Regions from separate parts of the Mus musculus genome. Here all the other regions are linked to region 2. A link is a loop called in an ENCODE intact Hi-C map of the cell type or tissue named here. Cell type or tissue: left cerebral cortex. All regions are shown on one strand. Links, peaks and the distances in the headings refer to the core of each region. The heading gives the core; the rest is flanking DNA. Region 1 has its middle 42 kb from the start of Gm41189. Region 2 overlaps Gm31227 (a long non-coding RNA gene). Region 3 holds the start of Nefm (neurofilament, medium polypeptide). Region 4 holds the start of Nefl (neurofilament, light polypeptide). Region 5 has its middle 34 kb from the start of Nefm.

The links. A loop is a pair of places that touch in the nucleus more often than their neighbours do. Peaks named below come from ENCODE experiments on the same cell type or tissue, not always from the same donor. Only the 100,000 strongest peaks of a DNase experiment are listed, where the experiment ranks them.
Region 1: a loop joins it to region 2, with 11 times the contacts of the local background. A loop is called at or near these places in 29 of 42 quality-filtered maps.
Region 3: it touches region 2 in a loop (4-fold over the local background); 3 of 42 quality-filtered maps call a loop at or near these places.
Region 4: a loop joins it to region 2, with 4 times the contacts of the local background. A loop is called at or near these places in 3 of 42 quality-filtered maps.
Region 5: a loop joins it to region 2, with 2.8 times the contacts of the local background. A loop is called at or near these places in 13 of 42 quality-filtered maps.

Annotation. Positions count from the first base shown.
Region 1 is chr14:67,990,633-67,996,583 of GRCm38, reverse strand. No RefSeq gene overlaps it. Among named protein-coding and RNA genes, the nearest start is that of Gm41189, 42 kb to the left of the region's middle. In left cerebral cortex, for the core only: a CTCF peak has its summit at 3,273 (motif pointing left); DNase peaks (open chromatin) are centred at 2,829 and 3,215; H3K4me3 peaks cover 348 bases; H3K27ac peaks cover 1,207 bases.
Region 2 is chr14:68,491,304-68,497,254 of GRCm38, reverse strand. It overlaps Gm31227 (a long non-coding RNA gene), which reads right to left. Exons shown (of 3, transcript XR_874755.2): 2 at 1,715-1,863; 3 at 396-1,135. Among named protein-coding and RNA genes, the nearest start is that of Gm41190, 33 kb to the right of the region's middle. In left cerebral cortex, for the core only: a CTCF peak has its summit at 2,946 (motif pointing right); DNase peaks (open chromatin) are centred at 1,795 and 2,945.
Region 3 is chr14:68,120,541-68,126,491 of GRCm38, reverse strand. Nefm (neurofilament, medium polypeptide) reads left to right here and starts at 1,488. Exons shown (of 3, transcript NM_008691.2): 1 at 1,488-2,752; 2 at 3,547-3,671; 3 at 5,108-5,951. The coding sequence starts at 1,679. A230070E04Rik (RIKEN cDNA A230070E04 gene) reads right to left here and starts at 2,740. Exons shown (of 3, transcript NR_045897.1): 1 at 1,664-2,740; 2 at 796-974. In left cerebral cortex, for the core only: CTCF peaks have their summits at 1,730, 2,857 (motif pointing left) and 4,158 (motif pointing left); DNase peaks (open chromatin) are centred at 3,916, 3,930, 4,029, 4,417 and 5 more places; H3K4me3 peaks cover 4,415 bases; H3K27ac peaks cover 2,194 bases.
Region 4 is chr14:68,081,882-68,087,832 of GRCm38, reverse strand. It overlaps Nefl (neurofilament, light polypeptide), which reads right to left and starts at 3,970. Exons shown (of 4, transcript NM_010910.2): 1 at 2,824-3,970; 2 at 1,735-1,859; 3 at 1,027-1,346; 4 at 1-525. The coding sequence starts at 3,870. The coding sequence ends at 386. In left cerebral cortex, for the core only: CTCF peaks have their summits at 2,712 and 5,190; DNase peaks (open chromatin) are centred at 3,512, 3,997, 4,820, 5,166 and 1 more place; H3K4me3 peaks cover 3,180 bases; H3K27ac peaks cover 1,566 bases.
Region 5 is chr14:68,156,286-68,162,236 of GRCm38, reverse strand. No RefSeq gene overlaps it. Among named protein-coding and RNA genes, the nearest start is that of Nefm, 34 kb to the right of the region's middle. In left cerebral cortex, for the core only: no CTCF peak of the experiment used is centred there; a DNase peak (open chromatin) is centred at 2,743.

The sequences.
Region 1 (5,951 bases), core at 659-5,658, 500 kb after region 2:
GCAGGTAGCCCTGCAGTCTTTCCTGCTCCCTGCCACACCTTTAAAGCTATCCATAAACCCTGGTCCTGGAAGCATTCCTCCCTTCCTCTCTTGGCAAGAATGTTTTATGCCAGGCCTTTTTCACCTGTTCCACTTTGCCTGTGCCCTTTCCTCTGCCTGCATTATTCAACACCTGCCTTTCCTGTGTGTTCTGTGTCTATGAAAGAATCTGTTTGATTGCCTTAAGGGCAGGCTGTAAATTAATAAATAAACCGGAGGGCCTAAAATCCAGGCTTCTATATGTATTTTTGCTTTCTGTGTTTCAGTCTGTGATCATGGCAGTCTGAATATATCAAATGGAAAATTCCAGAAGTAACCTACTCCTTAAGTTTTCAATTGCACAACATTCTGAATATCGCAGGGGAATCTCAAGACATACTGCCCTAACCTGCCCAGGACATAAATCATCATCCTGTTCCAGGGTATATGCACTGTATATTCTACCCTCCTGATGGGCTAGTACACACGAGTTATCCAACTGTCACAGTACCTCAGTGCTTATGATAAAATTAACTCTATCTTACCTAATAGTTTCCTCAACACACAAGAAAAAAAGTGAATATGCCAAGAGAAGACTCTTGAGTGAAAAGATGAAAGTTCATCCAGGTAGTGGTGGCACACCCCTTTAATCCCAGCACTCGGGAGGCAGAGGCAGGCAGATCTCTATGAGTTCAAGGACAGCCTGATCTACAGAGTGAGTTCCAGGACAAGCCAAAGCTACACAAAGAAGCCCTGTCTCAGAAAACAAAGCAAACAAACAAAAAAAGATGACAGTTCATTACGGCTGTGTACTGGGAAAGGAGCAGATTCAGGGCTCGGGACTATCTACGCCCCACCCCTTGCTGCAGAGCTAGTGACAGTTGGTAGGTGCTGAGGGAGGGGGATATCATTCTTCCCTGAGGGTGTGGCCACTGTGGGTTCCCAGGCACATATGCACAACACCAATCAGAATTAGTGGGTTATGACACACCAAGAGAAAAGAAGACGGGAAGATGGGAGAGGCAGTGTTGGGGGTGGGGGGATATAGAGAGTTGAAGGGGAGACGTAGAGGGGTGTGTATGATCATGTTTCCTTGTATATGAATATGAGATTCTCAATAAAAAAGTAAAACAGAGAGCCTTTTTGATGATTGTGTTCTATTGTCTTATATAAATATGCTACCAGTGATCTATCCCCCTACTGAGGAAGAAAACACTGGACCTCTGCATCCTTTAAATACCACATGGAGAAAAAAGAGTTCTGTTGGTCCCTGTGTTTCTTCTCTGTGACCAGGTCTGTCCAATGGTCTAGCTTAGGTACAGGTGAGATGAATGTGGGAATTATAAAAGGAACTTCCTGCCAAGCAACTTGGCAATGAATGGCGAGACCCTGCTCCCTTTTCTGGGCCCTGTGGTCACTAACTCAGGAAGAATAACTCTTTCTAGGGGTCCCCACACAAGTTAAAATGGGCTTGGCTACATAGGTGAGAATATAAGAAGAATTTTACCCTGGAAATAAGGCTGAGTTTTCAGCAGCCAGGATAGTGTAACAATGCTGTTAAGAAATATAATCTAAAAATCTCTCCCTCCCCCTCCTCAGACTACAGCCCTGGAGCTTGGACTGACTAGTGGAGCCCCAAAGGAAGCTGGCTCTTCAACCATTAGTAGCATCCTGGGTGTGGCCAGTAAAACAGATAAGTCAGCGCTGTGACTTTAACAGGGCTGAACTGGCTGGCCTGCTGCAGGCTTGACTGCAGCGAGCTCTGCAGTGCAGCACCTGGCTGAGCCAAGGCTGTCCCAGCACCTCCCCTGAACCCAGGGCTCTCAAGCCGCCCCCAGCCTGCAAGCAGCAGGACCTTGGTGAGCTTTGATTAGGCCAAGAGCTCCTGGTGGCCTTAGATTAATACCTGGGGGAGAAAAGACGCAAATTCTGCTTTCTTTAAACGAGGCACTGTTTCAATAATTCATCAGAGGCAAAGTGGTTAATGGGAAACAAGTAATTCCTAAAGCTTGGGTCAAAGAGCTTTCAGACACAGCGTAGCATATCTGCAGAATATTCAAGAAAGCCCTTGAGCCTGGGGGATATCTCTATTGGTGAAGTGCTGCTTATCCCGGGATCATATATCACAGGACCTGAATTTGAATGCCTAGAACCCACATTTAAAAGCTAGGAATGCTAGCAGACACCTGTAATCCTAGCACTAGAGACACACAGAAGACATGAGAGTCCTTGGGCTTGCTGGCTAGCCAATCAAGCCCAATCTGGGAGCTTCAGGGTCTCTTTGAGAAAGCCTGTCTTTAAAAAGCAAAGTAGGAGAGAACAAAGGAAGATGCGTAATGTCAACCTCTGTCCTATAAACACACACACACACACACACACACACACACACACGTCCTGAATCCATATGGCTTTGCTTTCTTATTTTCACACTAACTGGGAATGTTTTCTGCTATGATCGTGATGTCTTGCCAAGATTTACTTAACCTTGTGTGGCAAAATCTCTACAAGTAGAAGCAACGCGAATCATCTGAGAGATAGGAGACAAGCGCCTTCTGAGGCAGGTTTCTCTGCTCTGTCACTGCTGGCTGAAATGTTCATGCAAGCTGGGTGCCTAGAGAGTGTCCGTCCATCAGCTGTACCCCCACTTCCCTCTTCTCCCTCTACGCGTTCTTTATATAAGATCTCCTCGCGGTTACATAAAGATATATGGAACACAGAGCCAATTAAGTGTCTTTCCACGCCTCTTTCATCTTCCCACACCTTCCAGCTCTCCTAACAGAGATGAGAAACCCAATTAGGCCGATTAAAATAGCAGGGCTCTGTGATAGCCCCGTGTAGGCGCTGCTGCAGAGTACTGTATCTTACAACCTGCAAGAAAAGGCCCAAAATGGAAACAACGATATTAATATGCCCCCATTCCTGTTGGATCATCATTTAGCTTGTCAAACTAACTCATCACGGCAGAGCCGAATGTTCTAGCCCCTTCTGGGATGCTCGGGCTTGTGTCTCCCTCCCCCTTGTCCTGTTAAGAAGGAAGCGAAGCATCAGGCAGAAAATAAAAGGGTGAGAATCTCAGAGTTTGGCTTTATTTGAGCATTTGATCGTAGGCTAATTCTTACTATAGCCAATGACAGTGCCCACAGAATGAGAGCCGAAAAATTACCCATGTCCGTGGGTAATGCGTGGGATTAGAGCAAATGGCCTAAATAGCTTTCCAGTTCATATGTTTGGAGGGTTCTGCCACCTTGTGGTCAAATGGCGCCACTGCAAGATGCTGAGGTCTCTCTAAGTCTGCATATTCAGGAAGAAAGTCTTCATATTCAAAAATGTATGTAATACCTACCTCCGCAGAGGTACCTGCTCCGGTGGGGTAAGGTATATTTAGGGTGCTTTTCCAAGTTTGATGTGGAAACACTTTTGACTCTGTCATCAGGAAGTTTTTATTGGGGTTTTATTGAGAAGTACAACCCTTAAAGGTTGTACACGTTATATAGAGACAGAGATGACATCTGCAGTAGTTTGAATAGGGACGGCCACCATAGACTCATGTGTTTGAATGATTGTCCCATAGGAAGTGGAACTATTAGGAGATATAGGTATGGACTTGTTAGAGTAGGTGTGGCCTTGTTAGAGGAAGTGTGTCACTAGAAGGGCGAGCTTTGAGTTCTCCTATGCTCAAGCTATGCCTAGTGTGGCAATCTCCTATTGCTGTCTGTGGATCAAGATATAGGACTCTTGGTTCCTTCAATACCAATATCTACCATGACTAAAATGGACTAAACCTCTGAAACTGTAAGCCAGCCCCAGTTAAATGTTTTCCTTCATAAGAGCTGTGATCATGGTGTCTCTTCACTTAGACAACATCTTAGGTCCTCCTAAACTAGACTGACAGAAAAAAAATGTTGGTGGATTTAGGCAGGCTTTTCCCTTACATTACACCTTGAGATGAATGTTCAAAATAAAGAAGAAAAGACACCAGCTAAGTGACATCCTAGACACACAGGTTTTACAGCTTGCTGAAACAGCTGTCTATTGTGACTTCGAGGTAACTGAGACCATCACACACCTGATGATACATAATTTTCCAGGATCGACAATGGTTATTAAGATATATATGACAAACTCCACATGGATAGAAAGTCAGTTAACTGCTATGCACATAATAAGCACCTACAGTAAGGCTCCTCCAGGTAGCTAACTGTCACCTTAGAAGATGAGACTGGATTCTGTCTTGTGTCTCAGGAACCAATGATCTGGTCACGTGACTTCTGGTCCCCTCCACCCACGTGCCTTACTTTAGATTTCTGGTGTGGATGAAGTCTGAGAGGGACGGGAGGGACTGACACCTGAGTCTTCTGTGTTCTTGACTCTCTGAGGATCATTTCAGCTAAACATTCGCCCTCTGTAACCCCCCCCCACCCCGTTCTCTGATAAGAGACTGTGTTGCCTTTGCCTTACAATGCAAAGGCAGGTTCTCAAAGAGCTAAGGAGGTCTGGAGTTAACAGAGCGAGGGAGATGGTGAGTGCAGCTAGGGTGAGAGTGTGGATGGAATAGAAACAGCTATGTGGTGATTGACAGCCTCAGGTGATAATACTTATGCAACGTAAGAAGTTCCCTAGCATCTATATGCACCATGAGTTGGAGAGATGGCTAAGCCATTGAGAGCACTGGCTACTCTTCTTGAGGACCGGGGTTCCACTCCCAGCTTCCGCAGGACAGCTCACAACTACCTGGAACTCCAGTTACGGGAGATCTAGCATCCTCTTTGGGCTTCTGTGGGCACAAATGGTGAACAGGCATACATGGAAGCAAAACACCCTTACACACAAAAGATTAAAAATAAAAAAAATTGAAATTAATAAAACAATATGCAACTCATCCCCCCCCCCCCCAGGTGCACATAACAATACTTTCCCATGCCAGTGGTCAGCCAGGGTCACTCCATCTAGTAACCTTCCTCCATGAGCTTGTCTTTCCAGATTCTTGCTCTCCTCACCCCCAAAAACGATTTTACATACTGGCTCCAGACTAATGGATTCCCTCTCTTTCCTCTGGCCATCCAGAAATGAGTGGATGAGCCTGAGGCACTGGGACTGCAAACATATGCTATAGAACCTGTCAGTCTCAGAGGGCATAGAGCCTCCCCCACTTCTTCTGATACCCCAAAGAAGGAAATCCCACTCTGCCATGTGTACCTGAACCTCCTCAGACGTTCAAACACTGCTGCTGTCTGTCCATCTTTGTTGTTACGGACTCTTTCAATAAACCTCTTACCTAAAAAGACAATCCAGGGCTGGAGAGATGGTTAAGAGTACTGCCTGCTCTTCCAGAGGTCCTGAGTTCAAATCCCAGCAACCACATGGTGGCTCACAACCATCTGTAATGAGATCTGACGCCCTCTTCTGGTGTGGCTGAAGACCAGTGTACTTATGTATAATAAAATAAATAAACCTTTAAAAAAAAAAACAGATAACTCAACTCTTCACCCTTCACCCCACGACCTTCACCCTTCACCAACCACTTACACTTGGTTTTACCAGGAAAGGGTGGCAATTCCAGTATGTCAGTTAATGGCTTGCTAAGCTCCTGGTTTGAGGTGACTCTAAAGCTCATTTGGGGGATAATGAACTCATTAAATATGTGGGCGGGGACTTTGGTTTTACTAGTCCTTGGAGACTCTGACAACCCAGGATGGTCACAGCGAGTAGGAGTACAATGTTTTGAATACACTGAGACTTAACAAAAGGTAAGTGTGGTCGGTGGGCAGCTGAGCCACTCAGCTGTCCCCACTCAGATACCATATTCACAAACAGTATACTCTACCCTGGAAACAATGGACTCTCAACCCAGGAGCAAGATGGGAGACCTGAGCTAGAAAAGGTTAAACTTGGAGCATGCTCCCTCCCACTTCCTCCCAACCATATCCCCACCC
Region 2 (5,951 bases), core at 691-5,690:
TGCAGTTTATTCTCCTGAAGGAGCCAACGAGAACCCTGGTGTCATAGCACATCACACGCACCACCTTTCCAGAGCATCCTGCTAGTGGTTTTAACTAAAGCTGCCTCTTTAAGAAAGGATATTGGCTTGGGGATGTAGCTTATTCAGGGGAGAAATAGGAGAAGGGATGATCTAGGAGAAGGAAAGGACAGATGATCAGGTAGGGAGAGAAGAAGGGGGAGGTAAAGGAGGAGGAGGGGGAGGAGGAAGGGGGAGGAGGAGGAGGACAACGACGGCAATGACAAGATATCCTAGACCCTGGGAGACAGAGACAAGGAACTAGAAAGGTTGAAGCCACACTACTCTGTGTAGTGAGCTCAAAGCTGTCTCAGCTACATAGGGAGAGTTTGTCTTTAAAAAAAAAAAAGGTTGGCTATTCAATGTAGCTCAGTGGTAGAATTCTGAGAATGTTATATGAAAAGTATAAGCATATTTGTCTCTTTCCACATTTTCAGAAGTCATGGAATAGCAGCAAATCCATGTGATAGCTACTTCAGTTTCATTGGCTGTGATTTTTGCTTGAGAGCTGGCCTGGCCATTGACAGTCACAGGCTCTTTAATTATATCTTAATTACTAATATCAACTTAGAAATCATACACAGTAATGTACTGTTATGACTTTTCCAGAATAACTAAGAAAGGATTAGTGAAGCTGCAGAGAACAGAGACAGAGCACTGACCCAGGTGTCTAGGAACAGTCTCTAGGGGCCAGAGAAGAAGTTGGGCTAAACACAGGTGTGGGGCTGTTCGGGTCAGTTGTCAAATGCAGCTACTAACAGAAGGCCACAAAAGTCATCTTGAAGTGAACTGAATGTCATAGGCAGAAGAAGCTGAACTCAAACTTGGGAGTTGGAGCAAGAGTTCTTTTCTTGAATGAGACTCATGTCAAGTAACTGGGTATCCAGACAGCTTGCCTGCCATCCTTTAGTCTGGGCTATTCTGTTTATGTCCAAGATAAGGGAGTTTTCTCTGGTGTGACTGGTAAATGCAGGAACAAGTATTCAACATAAAATCAAACATTTTCAGGTGTCCTTAGTGCTTGGCACAAATGATCAGCCTGTGCCTCCCGGTGTGCTGGCGTGGCTGGTCAATTCATCTGTAAACAGAATGTAGAGTCACTCTTTCTCGTTCTCAAAATGGAGTGACTTAGAGTAAAGCCCGAGAATTTATAAAATGGAGTCACTCAGAACAGGTACAACCTGAGCTGGTGTCTCCTATAGTGCAGAGCAGCTCAGAATAGACCCAGGCTGTTCTCAGTCCCACGACACCAGACAATAGTCTTATATGCAACATCAATGGAAAGGAGCACTTCTGGATTCTCCTGAAAATGAGCCATGTGATGGACAATACCCACATTTTATTATCATGTAGATTCTTTATAAAAGGGTCACCCTCCTTGGTTGTTTTTTTCTATTTTTCTTTGGTGTCTATGCCATAACTCTTCTAAAAAGCTTACCACAACTGTTATTCTATCTTGGGCTTGGCTTTTAATATATACATCTGGCTATTTGTTCCCCAAATTTCTCCTTTCTCTAATTATAACTATGTCTAGCCTTTCTCCAAGCTCCAGCCACGTGATCTCCCCACTACACAAAATCTCTGGACTTCTAACCTGCTTATTCTTTTTAAAGATAATCTTGGGACCTTCTCAAAAGCAAACCCTTTTAGATTTTACCTATAGTCCTCCAGGCTTGTCCAAGTGAATCATCTCACATCTCAGTGACGTCATCTAGTCTTCCCAATGCTGCTGCTGTCAGTACCCTGTGGGATGTTCTGTTTGGGATATTACACTGTCCTCTGTTGATGAGTCATATCCTGTTTGTCCTGAAAAGAGACATATTCATAAGGAAGTGGAGAAAGATGAAGCTTCTGGGTCTCTCGTGAGCATTGTCTCTTGCAAGGTCTCAGTATCTTTCAATTAATTTCTTCCCTATATTTATTGCTATTTCTTCCTCTGGACTGGGCATCTAATTCATGTCCTAGTGTATGCAAGACACACATTCTACTGTCGAGCTTCACTCCCAGACCTTTGATTTTTAACTGGCCTTCAATGTTCTGTAGGAAAAAAAAAAAAAAAAACAAGACCTTTACATGCACCAGTGTCAAGCCCTGTAGCAGAAAAATGGAACAAAGGTGTGCCTTGGTGAAATTGAGCTTGTAGGTTGTAGTGAGGCCAGGAGTGGACCAGCCAGAGGTCACTGGATAGAGAGCAACTGTGAGAATGAATCCAAGTATTGATGTTTCTATCATCCATACATACATTCTTCAGTGTATGGTCAGGAGCCATAGTATTAAGAGTGAAGACTGAAAACCAGCTGAGCAGTGACCATGATATATGTGTCACTGATTCCTCAGTTTTAGGTAGAACACTGTCCAAATCACTGACCTCTAAACTGTGCAGACACGGAGCAACTCATGGAAAATTGGGATGAAATACAGTGAGTTGAAACATGATCAAACACATCGGGGGCTGCTCACTGAGGAAACATGTGGTCACAGAGGGATTGTGAGGAGTACTCGGGCACCTCTCAACCATTCAGGAATATAAGGCAGAATATACATTTATGATATTTTCCAAAGGTTGTGGTGCTAAGGAATCTCAAATATGTTTTTATGTCAGTTTTGTGAGCAATGAAGCTGTGGTGCTACAAAAACGAATTATAGAAATGATCAGTGTAGATTCCTTAATGACTCAAAAGACAACAAAAACTCACCTTTGCGTGTCCCCCACCAGGATTCCGAACATATAATAAGCATGCCTGTTACTATGGGCCTCTCTTCAATTCTATCCCGGCAATGACTACAGAACTCAAAACTCATGTTAAACGTGCTGACATCGGAAAGCTACCTTCTTGACATTCTGAACAGAGAGAACTATTTCTAGCAATGAAGTTCACAGAAGGGACACAAGATGGCGACATAGCTAGCTAAATTTGAGGTGAATGGGATTTTACCAGACTTTCAAAGTGATGAAATAAACCTACTAAAGGAATTGCTAACTTCGCTCTCAATTCTTAGAAATGGAAATTAGTGTGACTTTTTCCAGCTTCCATTTTTTTTCTCTTGGCTACACACCTAAATCAAACAAAGGGAGAAATTGTTGCCAGTCTGATACCTTTGAATAGAGACTTCCAACCAGAAAAGCAAGTCATTTTGCTCTCAACTCTGAAGCTCTTGACACTGGAACACAACAGAACCCAATAATCCAGACTTCTAAATGCTAAAGGGAGATGTAGTTAATTTCTTTCTTTTTTTTTCTATACTATCTGCTCATTTATTTTATGAAGGTCAGCAAGTTAGCATAGCCCTCCGCTGCCATGGAAACCTGAAAAGCCCTTCTACCCCCACACAAGGATGTGCAATGAGTGGTCAAATGGGGGAAAAAGCTGGACACTTGAGGGACTTATCTGACTTGTGGTAGACTGTTGGTGACAATTGATGTCCTTCTGCTAACCATGGCCAAAGAATGAGAAATATTGATCAGATTCTCAGGCTCATTGGAAGCTTCCCGATCACTTTCTAACTGAAGGTCAAGCTTTTAAAAGGCTCAAGAACCTTTCTATAAGGAAATGGCTGTGCTGTGGGCTTGACAGGCTCCATTAATGTCTTTCACAGGACATCTGTAATCCTGAGCTATGTGTAATGGATATTGATTGCTAAGAAAAGAAGATATAGATAACTTTAAGGCTTCAGGGATCTTCAGGGACAAATGGTATGGAAGGGATTCTTGGGAGCACAGGGATGCTAGCTGGGAAAGGATTGTATAAGAACTGTTTTAGAAAATCTCACGGAAATTCCGAAGCCAGAACTGCTTACTTAGGGATATCAGGGATCTGCCTTGAGAAAAACATATTTACCTAGCATGCGCTGTATGTAGGACATTACTCTACGTAAGTAATTAGTTCATTTACATTATTTTATGTAACATGAAACAACTCTATGACTGTTATTTTCAACTGATAGCTTAAAGTTGAGCTATTATTTTCAAATGATAGCTCAAGAAAATTGATAGCAAAACAAGTCAAAGAGTATATCAAGAGATTACTTATCCGTAGTGCAATCAGCTTCTCAAACTCAAAGGTCTAGCCTTAGGAACATGTTTTGTATTAGTCCTCTGATAATAAAATACAGTTTTGATGAGCCAATACGCACATGCATGTGTGTGTGCGTGCACACATGCACACACACACAACCAAATTCAGACTTGTGTAAGCAAAATTATTATGCATCATTCTCAGTCATATTTTTCACCCACCAAACTTCCCAACCCTCTGTGATCACAGGTATGAAATACCATCTCACAGCTGCCAACTAGGAAAACAGAAATCTGAACAGAACTCAAAGCAAAGTCATGATTGCAGGCATTAGCTACCCAAGTCCTGAGCTGACTGATATGACCACAGATTTCCCAGGAAACAAAATGCACTATGAGTGGTACACTGGGAACAGAAAATTTGACCCTAGAAGAGGATATCTGGGAGACAGTAGATCACAGCCTTCCCTTACTCCACTTGCAATCTCCACAAGATAACAATTTCATCTTCAAATTGTCTCTAGCTTGATACAGTCGAGCCTAGAGGTAAGAGAAATGTCAATGGCCAACAGTCATTTGAGCAGGAATTCAGAAAAAAGAAATCACTGCTTATTTCACGGGAAAAGGTAAATAAATGATTTGAGATGACTCATACAGTCATCTAGGAACTTGATGTCAAAACTAAGGATTGGAAGCAACAAGCAAGCAACATCTAGAGTCTGACTCAGGACTGCAGAACACCAGATTCATCAGCAAAGGTGACTGGACGTTAACTCAATCTTCTCTGAAAGGTCTCTAATGTTCACTCTGAAGAAGATATTACCAAGTTCTGAAATGATCAACACTTAATCCTAACATTAACCCCACCTTGGTTTCAACCTTACCTATACTAACCATAACTATAACCTATAAGCCTATGCCAACCCTAAAACTAATCCTAACTCTAACCTTAACCATAAATCCTAATTTAACCCCAAATCTAAACCTAATCCTAACACCAATCTAAATCCTAAATTTAACCTTAAACCTGGGTTGTAGAAATAACCTAAGCCCAGAAATAAGCTAACTGAATCTTAACTCTAACCATCATCCACAGTTCCAGACGTCACCTACCACCCTAACCTTAATGCCAACTCAACCCTAACAACAAAACTAACACTAAACCTAACTATAATGCTAACTTGTAGGTGTCACTTGACCATAACACTAAACCTATCTGAGTTACAAAGCTCACCTAAACCTAACTCTAAACATCAAATTCCATTCCAGAATTCACCAAACACTAACTATAACCCCAATCCAAACCTAACCACAACTCTAACACTAACATTAAAGCTAACCATAACACTGACTTACAGATCTCACTTAACCGTGATTTCCAAAACTCATCTAACCATACAACAACCCTAAACCTAAACCTAATAAAGCCCAACCCTAACCATAACCCTAACACTAACCATAACTCTTAATTCCCAAGGTCACTTACCCTATCCTTAAGGCCAACCCAAATACTAATCCTAGCCCTAACTCTAACCTTAATATTAACCTTGAGTTCCAGAACTCAACTAATCTTAACCTTAACCCTCAGTGCTAATCCTAACTCTAACCCAAATCTTGAGTTCCAGAAGTCATTTCACCCTAACCCCATCTTATCGCTAACTTAACCCAAACACTAACCTTAAGATATAGTCCAACTTTAGCCTCAGTCCAACCCTGAGTTCCAACCTAACCTTAACCCTAACTAATATAACTCTAACCATAACTCTAATCCAAATCTAACCCAAAATGTAACCCAACATTAACCCTAATCTTAAACATAACCCTAATGTAACCCTAATCCTAGCCCCAGCCTACTATGTGATGGACTAGGTAGAAATAA
Region 3 (5,951 bases), core at 532-5,531, 370 kb after region 2:
CAGTCCATCTCTCACTTTCTCTGTCAAGACTCTGAACTTTTTCACTCTGAATCTTCCCAAACTGTAATCCAAAATAGAAGGACATTTTCAGTTCAAATATACAGTCAAAGGAAACCCCTGTAGAATGTTTGTTTAAATAAGCATGCTTAAGGGATGGTGGGTCCAAATCGGTCATCAAAATCAACATAAGGAAATAGGTTGCGTTTTTAAATGGGGGCAGAGGGACCACCTGGCTTATTCAAGACTGAGATGAGGCTGTCCAGTTACCTTTCAATTAATTTAAAACTAATTCAGTTGCCCTGTCGGTTGTAACAGTACACGTAAGTAGTACCCAGACAGAAAGATGACTATGCAGTTTTCAAACTTAACATACACACTATCTCCCTGGGTTTTTTTTTTTTTTTCATCTCGGATTTCCCCTTCCCGGTGAGTAGTTGACCTTCAAATTTCAGGCCTTGTGTCTCCTCCTTCCCTAACATCCCTCACTTATTGGTAAAGTCAAACTGGGTTTCAAGTCTCTATTTTCCTTAACTGAGTTGAATGGCTTTTAGTTGATTTCAAAATCTGCAGTCTGTTCATTGTGCCAACTCTGCACTGTCTTAGTGTGGGATTTCCAGCTTGTTCCCTACAAACAAACAGCCCCTACAAACAGGTTTAATAGTATTCACTGGAGGAGATGAGCCAGAAGTGACCCTCCTCTGGACTCTGGTAGGCTGCGAACCCAGCAGAATCCCATGGGCACGCCTGGGCGCTGTCCTTGGTGCTGCCGGATCCTTGGGCGTCACAGCGCCTTACCTGCTGGAAGCTGCAGTCGTCCCCCAACAGTTAAGCAGACTGGAGTGCCACTTTCCACTTTTAACACAAATGACTACCCCGGCCTGTCTTCTTTGTCCCCTTTCCGGAGGTTTCCGGCGGGCCATTCCTCAAAAACTCTCTCTTTTTTTTCTTCTGCATAACTCTCAGCTCATCTCTTGCTGCTTTAAGACGAGGAGTGGGGGGGGGGGGAGACAAGAAAGACAAGGATGGATGGGGGAACAAAAAGAGAGTTGGGGGTTAAGGGGTGAAAGTCGAGGCTGCAAAGAAAAAAAGTCCCAGGGGAAAGGGCTTCAAGGGAAATGCCGGATGAAGAAAAAAAAAAAAAAGTAGAGGGAGAAGGGCCTCGTGGAGAGGTGGGAGGGGTGTGTGTGATAAAGAACAGCGGACCCTACGGCCAAAAGTAAGGAAGAAAGAGACTAAGAGGTAGGGGGCCAGACGAAAGTCAGGAAGCCAGAGAAGAGCTGCTCAGAGGGCCGAGAGTGGCGAGACAAAGAAAGGGCGCTGGGAAAGGGCACTTGCGCCAAAGCTGTGAACTGCAAACTGCTGGTGAAAAAGCAGAGAAGGGCAAGCTACCGGGTGACAAGAGGTCTGGAACTCAAGGGGACGCTAGGAAAAGGCCGGCCCGGCGACACCCAAGTGTGGGGTCCAGTGTGGTGCGGGCCCACGTGGAGCGGCCGCTGAATCACCGCAAGGCTTGTCTCCCCCTTCCCCCCACCCCCGGCCCGGTACCCGCAGTCCCCGCCTCCTCGGCCGCCGCCTCCACGGGGCGGGGCCCTGGCCCGGGACCAGCTGCTCCGCTATAAAGGGGCTGCGGCGAGGCCGGCAGAACGCTGTGACAGCCACACACCCCAAGGCCTCCAAGATGAGCTACACGCTGGACTCGCTGGGCAACCCGTCCGCCTACCGGCGGGTCACCGAGACCCGCTCCAGCTTCAGCCGCGTGAGCGGTTCCCCGTCCAGCGGCTTCCGCTCGCAGTCCTGGTCCCGCGGCTCGCCCAGCACCGTGTCCTCCTCCTACAAGCGCAGCGCGCTCGCCCCGCGTCTCGCCTACAGCTCGGCTATGCTCAGCTCGGCCGAGAGCAGCCTCGACTTCAGCCAGTCCTCGTCGCTGCTCAACGGCGGCTCCGGCGGCGACTACAAACTGTCCCGCTCTAACGAGAAAGAGCAGCTGCAGGGGCTGAACGACCGCTTCGCCGGCTACATCGAGAAAGTGCACTACTTGGAACAACAGAACAAGGAGATCGAAGCAGAGATCCAGGCACTGCGGCAGAAGCAGGCCTCGCACGCCCAGCTGGGTGATGCTTACGACCAGGAGATCCGAGAGCTGCGCGCCACCCTCGAGATGGTGAACCACGAGAAGGCTCAAGTGCAGCTGGACTCCGATCACTTGGAGGAAGACATCCACCGGCTCAAGGAGCGCTTCGAGGAGGAGGCGCGGCTGCGGGACGACACCGAGGCTGCCATTCGCGCGCTGCGCAAAGACATCGAAGAGTCGTCGATGGTTAAGGTGGAGCTGGACAAGAAGGTGCAGTCGCTGCAGGATGAGGTGGCTTTCCTGCGGAGCAATCACGAAGAGGAGGTGGCCGACCTGCTGGCTCAGATCCAGGCGTCGCACATCACGGTAGAGCGCAAAGATTACCTGAAGACAGACATCTCCACGGCGCTGAAGGAGATCCGCTCCCAGCTCGAGTGTCACTCAGACCAGAACATGCACCAGGCCGAAGAGTGGTTCAAATGCCGCTACGCCAAGCTCACCGAGGCGGCCGAGCAGAACAAGGAGGCCATTCGCTCTGCCAAGGAAGAGATCGCCGAGTACCGGCGCCAGCTGCAGTCCAAGAGCATCGAGCTCGAGTCGGTGCGAGGCACTAAGGAGTCCCTGGAGCGGCAGCTCAGCGACATCGAGGAGCGCCACAACCACGACCTCAGCAGCTACCAGGTAGGAACCGCGGCTGCGCGGCCGGCCTGCGCCAGCGCCAGCGCCGCGCGCCCCCGACACGACACTCGAGAGCGCGCCCAGAGGCCCTCTTGGTCGCGCTCCCTGGTGGCCGCATTCCAGTGCGCGCACGAGCTTCGCAGACGCGGGTTAGCCAAAGCCCAAGGTCTGTGCTCCGCCCCTCCTCCTTGTCCCACCCACTTGCCGCAACTACTTAGAAATTCCCATCTCCTTCAAAAACTTGCTTTCCTACGATAGATTTTACTGTAAAAGTAAAAAGGCACATTCTGGTCGTTGAGAAACACACCGTTTAATAAGCAGGAGCACAGATAGTCTCTTGTATTCCTGCCTCCTTCTTCGCTCCCCTTCCCCTCCCCCACCCATATCTCCACCCCTCCTCCTCACCCCCTTACTCTCCACTCCCCCCCCCCCCCGCCTCCAGCCGCGATGGGCGGAGCTCTCAAAGCTGGCTTCAGTCCAAAATTTGGGCGGGGATTGGGGGGGGGGCAAAGTCCGCTAGGGACCTTCCTCAGATTCCTCAGTGCTCCCTTCTAGGGGCATTCTAGGCTTGCCAGTCTCCGTGTGTGTTGTGCCTAGGAACTGTCTGGTTGATTTTTGTTGCTTTGTTTTGAATTTTACTATCATAAAAGAAGGAGGGATAGCTAGGAGGGATGTCTGCGAGGCTCATGGGACTGGCGGGGAAGGGGGAATTCCGGGGGTGGGTAGGAAAGGGCTCGGGGCAGGGAATAGCAAGTGTCTTGTGAAGGAAGTTTCTAGAGACTCCCTGTACCTTTCAGGACACCATCCAGCAGTTGGAAAATGAACTTCGGGGAACCAAGTGGGAAATGGCTCGTCATTTGCGAGAATACCAGGATCTCCTTAACGTCAAGATGGCCCTGGACATCGAGATCGCCGCGTACAGGTACAGGATCTCTGCAGACTTGGTCCAGACCCTACAGGCACTGCAGAGGCTGCTGCGAACAGCCTTCCCCACTTAAACCAAAGCTGGCCTAGTGAGACAGGCTCAGAGCCCTGACTCCCCAGCTCAGTTACGAACAGAATCCTAAGTATTACAGATACAGGTTTACCAACCTACTTCAGCTTTAAAGAGTGACTACGGAGAAGATCGGGGAGGAGGGTGGAACTGGGGGAGGGAACCAAAATATATTGTATGAAAAAGCCCAAATATGCACCAAAGAATAGTACTTTTGAGTTGCTGGGGGCGTAGCAATAGGTTTAAATTTTTGTTTCAAGCGTCTGTATGTCTGACAAGCAGATGAAGTTTTCATTTTTAGTATTTCATCTGATGGTTCTCTTTTATAAAGCCAAGGACAAACACCAGGTCATGCTTCTCTTCTCTTTCTGTTACAGCTTACTGTTGCCATCCTCTGGCTGAGACTAGATATAGGCACACTAGAATATAGGTGCACTTACTTTAAGTCTATGGATAATATACATGCATTCAATCTGGATAGAAATGTAAATTTAATATATATTTATCTACATATGTAAAGTGTGATACCCTCATATCTAGATCTAGACAAGCGTGTATGTATAAAAACATATAGAACTAGACATATAGGCAAATATAGGTTTGATCTCTTTATCTGTAAACTGGTTCTATCTAGGTCTCCTGAGTAATGCTGTCTTTCTGTTGGCCAGACTCAAAGCATACAGCTCTTGAGGAGGCAGTCACTTCCTGTAAGGCTGTTACAGCAAGAATAAGCTGCACTGTCTTTTTAAGGGAACCAAACGACTGTACCAAGAGACATTCTGTCACTGAACAAATTATAATTTGCTTCACCTATATTCGTATGTAGCTATAATTTAAATTCATCAACATTCTGACTTATGCTCAATAGTTTTAATTTTAAATTGAACATTTTATTTGCTTTTAAAACTCATAGAAATCTTGGCAATTCAAATGATGAGGGAGGACACCGTTTGGGGGACAAAGTGGGTTGGCCACTAGAGACCATTTTAGCACATTCATACTACACCTACAGCAACTGCATGCCTGCCGCGCAACTGCATGCCTGCCGCGCAACTGCATGCCTGCCGCGCAACTGCATGCCTGCCGCAGAGATGCATTTACTGACTGGGTGTGGTTAGTTGTCTACTGGGAGTGGCTAGGCACTACAGCAGAGGACTGTCTGGCACTCTTGGAGAATCTGCCCCAGGATATGATAAACATGTTGATGAAATGGCAGTAAGCACTCACTGCCCTGGTAGAAAGAGTATTTCCTTACGTGGTTCTATTTATTCAAAAGTGCCCACTACATTAAGCTTGTGGTAATGAAGATTAGAAGACCAAACAAGTCTTTCTTGATGTCTCATCCTCTTTGGTTCTCTCCTTAGGAAACTCCTAGAGGGGGAAGAGACCAGATTTAGCACATTTTCAGGAAGCATCACCGGGCCTCTGTACACACACCGACAGCCCTCAGTCACAATATCCAGTAAGATTCAGAAGACCAAAGTCGAGGCCCCCAAGCTCAAGGTCCAACACAAATTTGTGGAGGAGATCATCGAAGAAACTAAAGTGGAAGATGAGAAGTCAGAAATGGAAGAAACCCTCACAGCCATCGCAGAGGAGTTGGCAGCCTCCGCCAAAGAGGAGAAGGAAGAGGCCGAAGAAAAGGAGGAGGAACCAGAAGCCGAAAAGTCTCCCGTGAAGTCTCCTGAGGCTAAGGAAGAGGAGGAGGAAGGGGAAAAGGAGGAAGAAGAGGAAGGCCAGGAGGAAGAAGAGGAGGAAGATGAAGGTGTCAAGTCAGACCAGGCAGAAGAGGGGGGATCTGAGAAGGAAGGCTCCAGTGAAAAAGATGAAGGTGAGCAGGAAGAAGAAGAAGGAGAAACCGAGGCAGAAGGTGAAGGAGAGGAAGCAGAAGCTAAGGAGGAAAAGAAAATTGAGGGAAAGGTTGAGGAAGTGGCTGTCAAGGAGGAAATCAAGGTCGAGAAGCCTGAGAAAGCCAAATCCCCTATGCCCAAATCACCCGTGGAAGAAGTAAAGCCAAAACCAGAGGCCAAGGCCGGGAAGGGTGAGCACAAGGAGGAAGAGAAAGTTGAGGAAGAGAAGAAGGAAGTCACCAAAGAATCACCCAAGGAAGAGAAGGTGGAGAAAAAGGAGGAGAAGCCAAAAGATGTTGCAGATAAAAAGAAGGCCGAGTCCCCGGTGAAAGAGAAGGCTGTGGAGGAGGTGATCACC
Region 4 (5,951 bases), core at 636-5,635, 410 kb after region 2:
CTAACCACTGAAGATTCAAGTTACTATTTTTCCCATGAGGTTGCACATGAACATTAGTGAATTCATTTATTCGTGTTGTGTGTGTGGTTTTTTTTTTATTATTATTGTAAACATCTGTGTGATTCACATTGCCATAGATCCTGAACTCATAAGCATGGACCATGCACAGGCTGGCAGCAAGCCAGAAAGCCACTCTGCAAGCAAACAGATACTCTGCGTAAGGAGGAAATTCATAGCACAACATTGAAAGTCCAACCTAAGTCATCTCAGAATTATACATGTATTGACTTCTTAATTTGTATAGGATCTGGAACTCAACTGGTTGGTTGGTGATGAGGTTGACCTGATTGGGGAGAACTTTTCCTGGAATAGTTGGGAATAGGGCTCAATCTTTCTTCTTAGCCACCTGCTCCTCTCCAGCACTCTCCTCTTTCTTCTCTTCCTCTTCAGATTCTTTGGTGTCTTCCTCCTCACCCTCACCACCTTCTTCTTCTTCTTTTGTGTCTTCAGACTCATCCTTGGCAGCTTGAACATAAAAAGAAAATACAAAACTCCAGGGTAGGTCTAGGCAAACCATTTCTACTGAGGCTTTGTGGGCTAATAATCACTATTGTCAGACTGTGTCTAAAAACTTCTTGGCCCCACTCTCCTAAAGGATATGTAAAAGGAGGTTGCTTCCAGGTACTGGAAGCTCATCTCCTCTCCAAGAGCTGCCCTCAGTAATTTCATATGTCTGGCACTGATGTTCTTTAGGGCGCAATCAACTCTTTGTCTTTTGGCCAACATCAAATGTTCCTTTGGGTACCAAACCACTGTGTTAAATGAGTGTACATGAACGTTTTATAATTTACCATCTGTGCTTACTAAACGTGTGTGTTCTCGTTAAATGTGCACTGTTTATGACTGCAAAGCTCACATAGAATTTAGATAAGCAAAGCCTGCATAGGTCATGGATCTCCCAATAAAAATCCACAGCCAATTTGCAATAGAGATTCTGAAAGGGTTTTTTTTTAATGCTTTTCATACCTTCTTCCTCCTCAGCGCCTTCCTCTTCCTCTCCCTCCTCTTTCTCCTTCTCCTCCTCTTCTGCTTCTCCTTCAGAGGGGGGCTCATCCTTGGCCTCCTCAGCTTTCGTAGCCTCAATGGTCTCCTCGACCTCTGTCTGCTCTTCCTGGACGTGGCTGGTATAGTAGGCTGGGAAAGAGCGAGCAGACATCAAGTAGGAGCTGCTCTGCAAGCCACTGTAAGCAGAACGGCCGAAGACCTGCGAGCTCTGAGAGTAGCCGCTGGTTATGCTACCCACGCTGGTGAAACTGAGCCTGGTCTCTTCGCCTTCCAAGAGTTTTCTGGTGGAGAGGGAATGAAGAGTACAGTTAGAGCAAGGCTGGATGTGTTCATTGCTCTAAGCCCACATTCATTACTTTCCTCTACAACCAACCTCAAAGGCAAATACAAGAACAAATACGGTTAGGCATAATCAAAATTTAATAAGGAGTTCACGAGAGACCCCACCCAAAAAGACCTTCTATGCATCCCTATTAGGTTTAAAATATGAATGCTAAGAACAGGGCTTATGTTACTTCAGGGTTAATTCCCTACACATTTGTACCCTCTTGGAGGAAGACCAAAGTAGGACTATTCTAGAGCACGTGGGACTCACTATAACTGCACTGACTGGGTCATCTGCTCTGTCCTGAGCCGCCATGCCCACTGCCAGCACCACCCTGATGTTACCTGTAAGCTGCAATCTCGATGTCCAAGGCCATCTTGACATTGAGGAGGTCCTGGTACTCCTTCAGGTACCTGGCCATCTCGCTCTTCGTGCTTCTCAGCTCATTCTCCAGTTTGTTGATTGTGTCCTGTAGGAAGATTGTTTTAAAAAATTCAAAACACAAATCTCTACTGCATTTGTTTTACTGTAGTATCCATGATAAGTTCTGGTCTTAGTTAACTCCAAAGTGTACACCTTCCAGAAATCTCCCTTAAAATAATGGGGTGGGGTGGGGCATAGGGGGAGGGGTTGGCCTAAAATGCCCAGTCTAGTGAAGCAAGAGAAGGAGAGGAGGAAGAGGAGGGGAGTAGACTGATGTGAACAATTTTGAAAATTGTTCTCAATTGATTATGGTAAGCTGTCTTTTAAAACTACCAAATTGATGATGATATTATTATTATTATTAACCACCCTTGTCACATTTCTTTTAGCCAGGTCGCATTTGGGAAGGGGAATATATATATAGTGTGTGTGTGTTTGTCTAAATAAATATATAAATAAAAATTAAATTATATATATTTGTGTAGCTGTTTGTCTAAAATGCTTCCCCCCGCCAAAGATGAAGAACTTTTTTTTTAATGGACTGCAGTGATTAATTGCTAAAATATTGTGACTGTATTCTTGTGTCCCTATTAAAAAAAAAAACTATCCCAAGGCTGGGTGGCCCAAAACTAGTGAGAGCTAGCAGGCATATTTATTAACCAGGAGATCCAGGAAGTACTGAGGGTAACTTGGGAGTTAAGGGTTGTCAGTAAAGAGAAGGCATTACTTGGCAACGCCCAACTCCGACTCCCTCCGCCCCTTCCTCCCAACTCACCCCTAACAACCCTGATTCAACCAGAACAAGCAATCCCCAGGCAGCAGTCGCGCCCCGCCCCCTCCAAATGCCCCATCCTTTCCACAACCTCTCGGAAGCCAAGCCCTCTGATAGCTGCTCTGTGCTCTAGAACCCCCTAGCGTTCACTCTCTGGGTACACCCTGACTCCCCCCCCCCCCGCCGCCGCCCCTACCGTGGACCTCCCCACCCCCACTGAGCTTAAACCGTACTATACCTGCATGGCGCTAATGTCTGCATTCTGCTTGTCCTCTAGCTCCTGCAGCTGCTTCTCCAGAGCTTCGTTCATACCCCGGCAGGCTTCGATCTCCAGGGTCTTAGCCTTGAGCAGGCGGCGGCTTTCCGACACCTCGTCCTTGGCAGCGCGCACAGCGTCGGTGTTCTTGGCGGCGCTCTCGGTTAGCACGGTGAAGCGGCTCTTGAACCACTCTTCGGCGTTCTGCATGTTCTTGGCGGCCAGCTTCTCGTACTGAGCGCGGATGTCCTTGAGAGCGGCGGAGAGGTCGGGCTTGGAGGACACGTCCATCTCCACGGAGATCTGAGCATACTGGATCTGAGCCTGCAGCTCGGCGATCTCTTCCTCGTGCACCTTCTTCAGGAAAGCTATCTCGTCCATCAGGCTGTCGATGCGCTTCTCCAGCTCGGCGCGGGCGAGCGCGGCCTCATCCGCACCTTTGCGCGCTTCCATCAGCCGGCCCTCGGCGTCCTCGCGGCTCAGCACTTCTTCCTCATAGCGAGCCTGCAGGTTGCGCAGAGTCTCCTCCAGCCCCTCGCGCTCGCCCTGCAGCGCCTGCTTCTCGTTAGTGGCGTCTTCCGCTGCCAGCCGCAGATCGCGGATCTCCTGCTCGTACAGGGCGCGGAAGCGGGAAGGCTCAGAGTGTTTCTGGCGCAGCACCAACAGCTCGGCTTCCAGGACCTTGTTCTGCTGCTCCAGCTCGTGCACGCGCTCGATGAAGCTGGCGAAGCGATCGTTGAGGTCCTGCAGCTGTGCCTTCTCTTGTGTGCGGATAGACTTGAGGTCGTTGCTGATGGCGGCTACCTGGCTCAGATCGAGATTCTCCAGGCTGGGCATCAAAGAGCCAGAGCTGGACGAGTAGCTGCGGCGCACGGACAGCGAGGAGGAGACCGGCGCGGAGTAGCTGGAGTACGCGGAGCGCGCCGTGCTGTAGCCGCTGCGCACGCTGGAGATGTGCACCCGGGGCGTCTCCACATAGCGCCGCTTGTAGGAGGTCGAAAAGTACGGATCGTAGCCGAACGAACTCATGGTGGCGGCCGGTGCGCCCCTCAGGCCCGGGGCGGAGATGGGGGACCTAGAGAGAAGAACGGGGGAGAAGAGGGAAAGGGGAGGATGGATGGCTGTGTGCGGCTCGGCGCGGTCCTGCCACCTCTATTTATACGCCGGGACTCTGACGCAGACTGTGATCGATCGCCGTGCGCAGGCCAGTGGGGGCAGCGCGTTGCTGCAGCCAAGGGGAGGATTCTGCGCAAAAGCAAAGGCGGGGGCGAACGACAGAAGGCTAGCGAGCTGCGGCTCCAGCCTGGCCGCTTTTCTATGAGGACCCCTACTTTCTCTGAGACCCCCATAACTTCCCTGCTTATTCTTTTCCTTTCCTATTCCCCCGTCCCATCCTGCCTCTTAATACCTAAAGCCCACATCACTAGGACTCTTAAATGTTCCAAATAAAAAGGTTCGCGATCCCTACTGACACATCAACTTTTAACATCCAATGTCACAAAGACACCTTCACCCCACCCCACCCCACCCCACCCCACTCCCAGCTTTCCCTTTTTGCCTCAGGGACCCTCTCAAGCACCCTGATTCGTGTTTAAGCAGCACGTTTGGGTTGCTGACAATAGCTAATGTTCTTGCGGCATTACTGCAGGAAAAGTTTTGCATGTCTTTGTAGCTATTTTCTGACGTTTTCTTAAATTCGCCCCACTTTCTCCTGCCTCCTTTTATTTTTATTTCTATTTCTTTCCGTATTACTCTTCTTCTCAATACATAGGGAAATTGCACCACTACACACCATTGGAACCGCAGGACAGCGGGTGTTCATTTTGGCATTTTAAAACCTTTACAGCAGTTAATTTGTCTGACACCTTTCATAGAATTTCCCCTTTCTTTGTGAGAAATGTAGTCGGGAATGCTTAGGAGGGGTTGGAACCAGCCAGGTAAAGATTTGCAAGGCAAAAGACGGGCGCGCTCGGCCGCGGGAGAACTTCAGGGTGCCTTTATCCTCACTGAGCTATTCATACTTCCAACGCCTCAAAAGCCTCTTCTCCTCTTTTTAACACCTGTGTGGTACCCCAACCTGATGGTTTCAACAAGCCATGAAGGTAGATGGGGAGAGAGAGAGAGAGAGAGAGAGAGAGAGAGAGAGAGAGAGAGAGACTGCTGCAAAGGGCTACCCGCTCTGGGTGTGGTCTTCAGGAAGAGAACGCTGCATGGAGCCTGCTGAAATTCACAGATAATAGATACACTTAGGAACCTATGGGCTTCCTTCAGGGAGCACCCAGATACCAGAGTGGGCACGCCAAACGCACGTGGGTGCAACATTTTCATACTCGCGTTGTGAGCGCCTGCAGTTCCGAAGAGATACTGCAGATTTGTAAGAAATAACTAAAACCTTTAAGCAAGCATTTGGCGTTTTGTTTAATTTGTTCAATGTATCGCTGGCTTGCTGATTCCTTTAAATGGCACAGTGGGAGGTTACCGTTTTCAAGTAAAAAGTAGTGAAATTTTTGGAGTTGTACTCGGTCGCTTCTGGAGACCAAACAGAGGATGAAGGGAGCTTAATTCTGTATATTCCTTTCTCGTGTTACACATACTGTGATTCTGATAACTCGCCCCTTCAAAGAAGAAAACTGGGCTGAAGCAGAAGACTTCTGTAAGGTTGCTGGTGGCTTAAAGCTGTTAAGTCTAAGCCATATTAGAAGCCCACCCGTGTTTACACAATCTAAGCTTTCAAACCTAATCACCAGGCTGCCTGAGTGTGGCTGGCATACAGAGCCAAGCGTTTCTTCAGATGGTTCTCTGTAGCCTGTATCTTCTTTTTCTCATTCATCGCTGAACAAGAGGACTGAAGAGGTTGGGAGGTGGGACAGAGAAAAAAAGTCTTGAATAAGCCATGGCTTTTCTTCCTTCCCATTACTCATATAGAAGAGGAGTTTCAATTGTTTCCCCCAAGCTCGCTCCATGTAACTTCTATTATTTCAATCTTTTGTAAAGGTTGGGTGTGGTTCATTTCCATTCTGCCAGTGCTTTTCCGCCAGAGTTACAGGTCATTCTCAGAGATCTTAGGTGCTCGTGTGTGTGTGTGTGTGTGTGTGTGTGTGTGTGTGAGA
Region 5 (5,951 bases), core at 496-5,495, 330 kb after region 2:
CATACTGTGTTACGTCCAGAAAGTGGAATATCATCCAGCACTAAAGAGAAATGAAACAGGATGGAGGAACCCTCAGTAAAAGAGGCCAACGTGAGGCTATACACTATCTGATCCCAACTAGGTGAGAGTCTAGAGAAAGGCAATGATGCCTGATGAGAATGCAGTGGCTGGATCAACAAATGGGACCTCATAAAATTTCAAAGCTTCTGTAAGGCAAAAGACACTGTCAATAAGACAAAAAGGCCACCAACAGATTGGGAAAGGATTTTTACCAATCCTAAATCTGATAGGGACTAATTTCCAATATATACAAAGAACTCAAGAAACTGGACTCCAGAAAATCAAATAACCCTATTTAAAAATGGGACACAGAGCTAAACAAAGAATTCTCAACTGAGGAACACCGAATGGCTGGGAAGCACCTGAAAAAAAAATGTTCAACATCCTTAATCATCAGGGAAATGCAAATCAAAACAACCCTGAGATTTCACCTCACACCAGTCAGAATGGCTAAGATCAAAAACACAGGTGACAGCAGATGCTGGCGAGGGTGTGGAGAAAGAGGAACACTCCTCCATTGTTTGTGGGATTGCAAGCTTGCACAACCACTCTGGAAATCAGTCTGGAGGTTCCTCAGAAAATTGGACATAGTACTACCGGAGGATCCAGCAATACCTCTCCTGGGCATATATCCAGAAGATGTCCCAACCGGTAAGAAGGACACATGCTCCACCATGTTTATAGCAGCCTTATTTATAATAGCCAGAAGCTGGAAAGAACCCAGATGCCCCTCAGCAGAGGAATGGATACAGAAAATGTGGTACATTTACATAATGGAGTACTACTCAGCTATTAAAAACAATGAATTTATGAAATTCTTAGGCAAATGGATGGATCTGGAGGATATCATCCTGAGTGAGGTAACCAAATCACAAAAGAACTCACTTGATATGGACTCACTGATAAGTGGATATTAGCCCAGAATCTTAGAATACCCAAGATACAATTTGCAAAACACATGAAACTCAAGAAGAAGGAAGACCAAAGTGTGGATACGTCATTCCTCCTTAGAATAGGGAACAAAATATCCATGGAAGGAGTTACAGAGACAAAGTTTGGAGCTAAGATGAAAGGATGGACTATCCAGAGACTACCCACCGGGGGATCCATCCCATAATCAGCCACCAAACCCAGACACTATTGCATATGCCAGAAAGATTTTGCTGAAAGGACCCTGATATAGCTGTCTCTTGTGAGACTATGCCAGTGCCTGGCAAATACAGAAGTGGATGATCACAGACATCTATAGGATGGAACACAGGGCCCCCAATGGAGGAGCTAGAGAAAGTACCCAAGGAGCTGAAGGTGTCTGCAACCCTATAGGTGGAACAACAATATGAACTAACCAGTACCCCCAGAGCTTGTGTCTCTAGCTGCATATGTAGCAGAAGATGGCCTAGTCGGCCATCACTGGTAAGAGAGGCCCCTTGGTATTGCAAACTTTATATGCCCCAGTACAGGGGAACACCAGAGCCAAGAAGAGGGAGTGGGTGGGTTCGGGAGCAGGGCAGGGAGAGGGTATAGGGGACTTTCGGGATAGCATTTGAAATGTAAATAAAAAAAATATCTAATAAAAAATGGGAAAATCAAAGAGAATGCAGTGGCTGCTGGGAGTGGTTGGGGGTAGAAAGGTGAAGCAAGGTGAAGGGACTTTAGGTTAGGGAAGCTACTCTGTAATGGTGGGTGCATGAAATCTGCCTGGTGTCCTTCTAAACTTGTAGGATGTAGATGATATACCATCAGGAGTGAGACCTAATGTCCACTGTGGAGGATATGTAGAATGAGTTCACTAGCTGTTACAGGCGATCCACTCTGATGAGGGACACTGATATTAGGGAGACTGTTGATGTAGGAAGCAAGGGCTCTGGGGTAATCTCTGAAAGACTAGGGCAGATATACATGCAGCTGTCATCTTCCCCTGTGTGATGCCTAGCTTAATTGTGAGCTTGGTACACGCTAGAATCACCTGGGAAGAGCATCTCCATGGGCATGTCTGGGAAAGATGATCTTAAGTTCATTGATAGGGGAAGACCCAGTGTACTGTGGGCAAGCATCATTTCCTAGGCAGAAAAGAGGACTAACAAGATCAAGCCCAGAATAAATGGCCAAAAAAGGGTTTATCCATTCAAATGGCCAAAAGAGGGTTTATCCATTCATTTCTCTTTGTTCTTGTGAATGTGATATCACTAGTTGTTTAAAATTACTGCCTTGAGCTCCCCTCTAACGATGAACTATAGCCTGCATTATAAGTCTTTTCTCCTCCAAGTTGTTTTTTGTTGGGATATTTTATTGCAGCCACTGAAATGAAAATAGAACACTATGTCACCACTAAGACAGCTGTCATTACATTATGCCAATGACCTCTTGGCTGAAGTTCATCCAAAACACAAGCGATTACCTCCCTAGTAGAGTTGTGCAGTCTAGTCGTGTGTGTGTGTGTGTGTGTGTGTGTGTGTGTGTGTGTGTGTGTGTGTGTGTGTACCCACATGTCAATCTAGGTGAGAAAAAATAATAGCCAGTGTCAGCGAGCTCCTATAACACCTATAAGGAGTCTTCCCTAGAGATAAAGTTAATAACATCTGTTTCACTTGCCAATTTGGGAGACAGAACTGTGGCGCTATTTCCTGAAGCAGGAACAAATCGCCACCTCCCACAGGAATGATCCCCTTTCCCCGGAAACTGAGAAAGACAATCACAAAATTGTGGCACAAGAGTGGGCAGGAAAATGACTCAGGTATTGTGTCTTCTGTATTGTGTGATGCAAGGCATCACTCTGCAGATGGAGCTGGTGAGGTTATGTTAGGAAAATCCAAGTGTGCCTTGGCTCAGGACAGGACCTCTGACTGTGAGTATGAGGGCTTCCTTGCCTCACTCAAGATATGTAGCCTACTACATATCTTCCAATGTTCTTGATTACTACACTCCACTTAATAGACCAACTAACAACTTGATACACAGTTACTGTTCTTCCTCTGACCAACCAACCTATCTTTATTGAGATCTATGCTCAGGGATTGAGCACTGTGAGAGTTTTAATTGTCTACTTAACACAAGTTAGAACCACTTAGGAGTCTCTGTAAGGAATTGTCTCGGTCAGGTTGGTTGTGGGCATGTCTTGGGTAGAGGTTGTCTTGATTGCCTTAGTTGATATGGGAAGGCCCCATCTAAAAGTGGACGTCAGCATATTCTACTTTGGGGTCATGGACTATGTAAAGAGTAGGGCAAGCTTACTGAGTGTTGGGTTGGACACATTTATTCTCTCTCTGCTCTTGGATGTGACACAGCCAGCTGCCTTGACTTCTGGAATTCTGAGCCAAATAAACGCTTTCTCCCTCAGGTTGAATCTTATCAGGATATATTATCACAGCAGCAAAGGTGAAACTAGGCCAGTAGCTGAATAAACTAAAAGTCGGCTCTTAAGAGGCCCAGGACTTCCTCACTAATACCATTTTCTGCCAGCAGCCACAGCCTAGAAAACAGCAGCATTATCTATTTTGCAAGAGGTAAAATGAGTCAGAATAATTTAAGAGATAAATAGTAAAACATGCTAAACACTAAACTCAGGAAGTGCTCCTGCCAGGAGTAGCATTTTACTTGGTCATGGGAAATAAAATACAGTCTAAGAAAATCTCTACACAGGCAGGCAGCATGCCATTCATCTATTCTCTCTCTAGAAGGCGCCTCCTCCCAGAACCACACAGCACCAGTGGTACACTGCTGACTGGGAAACCCCAGCTCTCCAGAAAATCAAGGAGACCCATTCCATGTGGTATGTATTCAGTCACAGAACCTCCTGCTGACTGTATAAAAGTGAGCCCCTCTCACACGGTGGGGACATAGTTTAGTGGTAGAATATGGTTTTCTATCTTGAAAGGGACCATAGGTTTCATTCCTTAGCACCAGAGAACCATAGATGGGGTGGGATGATGGAAGAAGGGAGCAGGATTGGTGATAACACATAAAAATCATATTCTGAGCAATATCTAACAAGGCATGGAGTATTCTTCGCAACCATCCTTAACTCTGAGGAGAACCAACACAGGGGCAATGGGGACACAGTGGAATCAACAGAAAATAGGCCACAGGGAAGAGAAAAGCACTGCTCCAGAGAGGCTGTGGGTCAGACCTGATTGAGCATACTCATGAATTATGCAAAGATGCATATCCACGTATGCTGTTAGCAATGCACTTACTTATAATAAAAGAGAAGCAGAATAAATGTCATGAAAGCCTTCCCTGTAGTGTTTGCTCTCAGTGAACAACTTCCATCCTTTCCCAGGAAATCAAAGACCTAAATTTCAGGTATCGGACTTAGCCCCCAGCCCATAGGAAGTGTTTGATTTTCATTTTTTACTCCTTCCTCTGCCCTCAAGACCACACCTCTCTCCTATTAATACTCATTCAAATTAGTTGGGTAATTTCTTACACGTGCACGTGTCATTGTAAAATGTAGCTTTATGTGTCTACTACATAGGTTCAGTTTACATGAATTCTGTGCTTTACAATTTGCTGTAATTCTTGTTTCTTTTTGTCAGGTCCCATGATGTGTAGCTGTTACATGGTCTCACAGATCTGTACAGTATTCCACCAAATTCAATCTCTTCTTTACATCTCTCTGTCCCACTAGTTACATTGCACGGTTACATGGCTTCCATAAACTCCCCTATACCGAATTTCTGCAATGCTGTGAGCTTCTCTGTAGTAAACACCTCCAGACGGATCTGCTGCTGTGATGAAGACTTCTTATCAAAAGCAGCATTTCCTGGGGTGGAACTTATTTGTCTTACACTTCCAGGTCACATTCTATCACTGATAGAAGTCGGGGCAGAAGCTCAAGCAGGAACTGAAGCAGAAACCATGGAGGATGCTGTAGACTGCTTCACTCTTAGCTAGCTTTTTAACACAGCCCAAGACCCCCTGCTTAAGGAATAGCTCTGCCCACAGTGGGATGGAGCTCCCCCGTCTCAGTGAAAAAAACAAAGACAGTTCCCCCACAGACAGCCACAGGCCAATCTGACTGGGACAATTCTTCAAATGAGGTTCTCTTGTCCCAGGTGACTCCAGTATGTGTCACGTTAACAACAAAAATTACACTACTGCAATGCCTGTGGCCGTGTCCAAGCAGAAGATGAGGAGGCTAAGGGCACATGGCTTGGCCACCCACTTCACTGTGGGATCCCAAGAAGAAGTGATGGGATATATTGGTATTAGAAACCCAGAGGAGCCTTTGTTTTACACATGTGAGTCTCTGATTTGTATCTTCTAAAGTCTTACCCATTTCTCCGGAGGAATGCAGATGAAGAATCACCAGAAAAATGGATTCAAAAATAGAGAGAAGAGGAAACCTTAAATACAGGCTGTGGCTGATGAGTGTCCACCAGTGAATTTAACGGTCTGAAACAGTTGATTACTTGATAGAAGAGCAGCAGTCTCAGAAAACGTGCCTTGTGATGCTATCTGCATCCCTGGATCCTTTAACTATTATGTATCTTTATCACAGACCCATTAGTCAAGCGTCTATAAGACCTAAGGCTATCCACATTAGATTCTGGCTTAATTTGTCAAGGTCTTAAAGAGAACAGTTCTATTAGCAATGGCATTTTTAAATCACATAATAGAATTCAGCTGCAATAGCCAGAGGCAACCAGATACAACTACAGTAGTATAAAAAGCTTCCAGATAATATCTATTTTCATAAAAAAAATCTATCATCATGACCATTTCTCTCATTGTATGCACATTGAGATGTGCCAGGCAGTATCTCTTTCACCAAAGGCAACAGTCCTGTGTAACTACTTTTTTAAATTTATTTTTTTATAGAAGACAAGATGGTAAGCAGGAATATGAGAAGGGTATAAATTTGCATCTGCAAGATATCTGCCTAGAAGTTA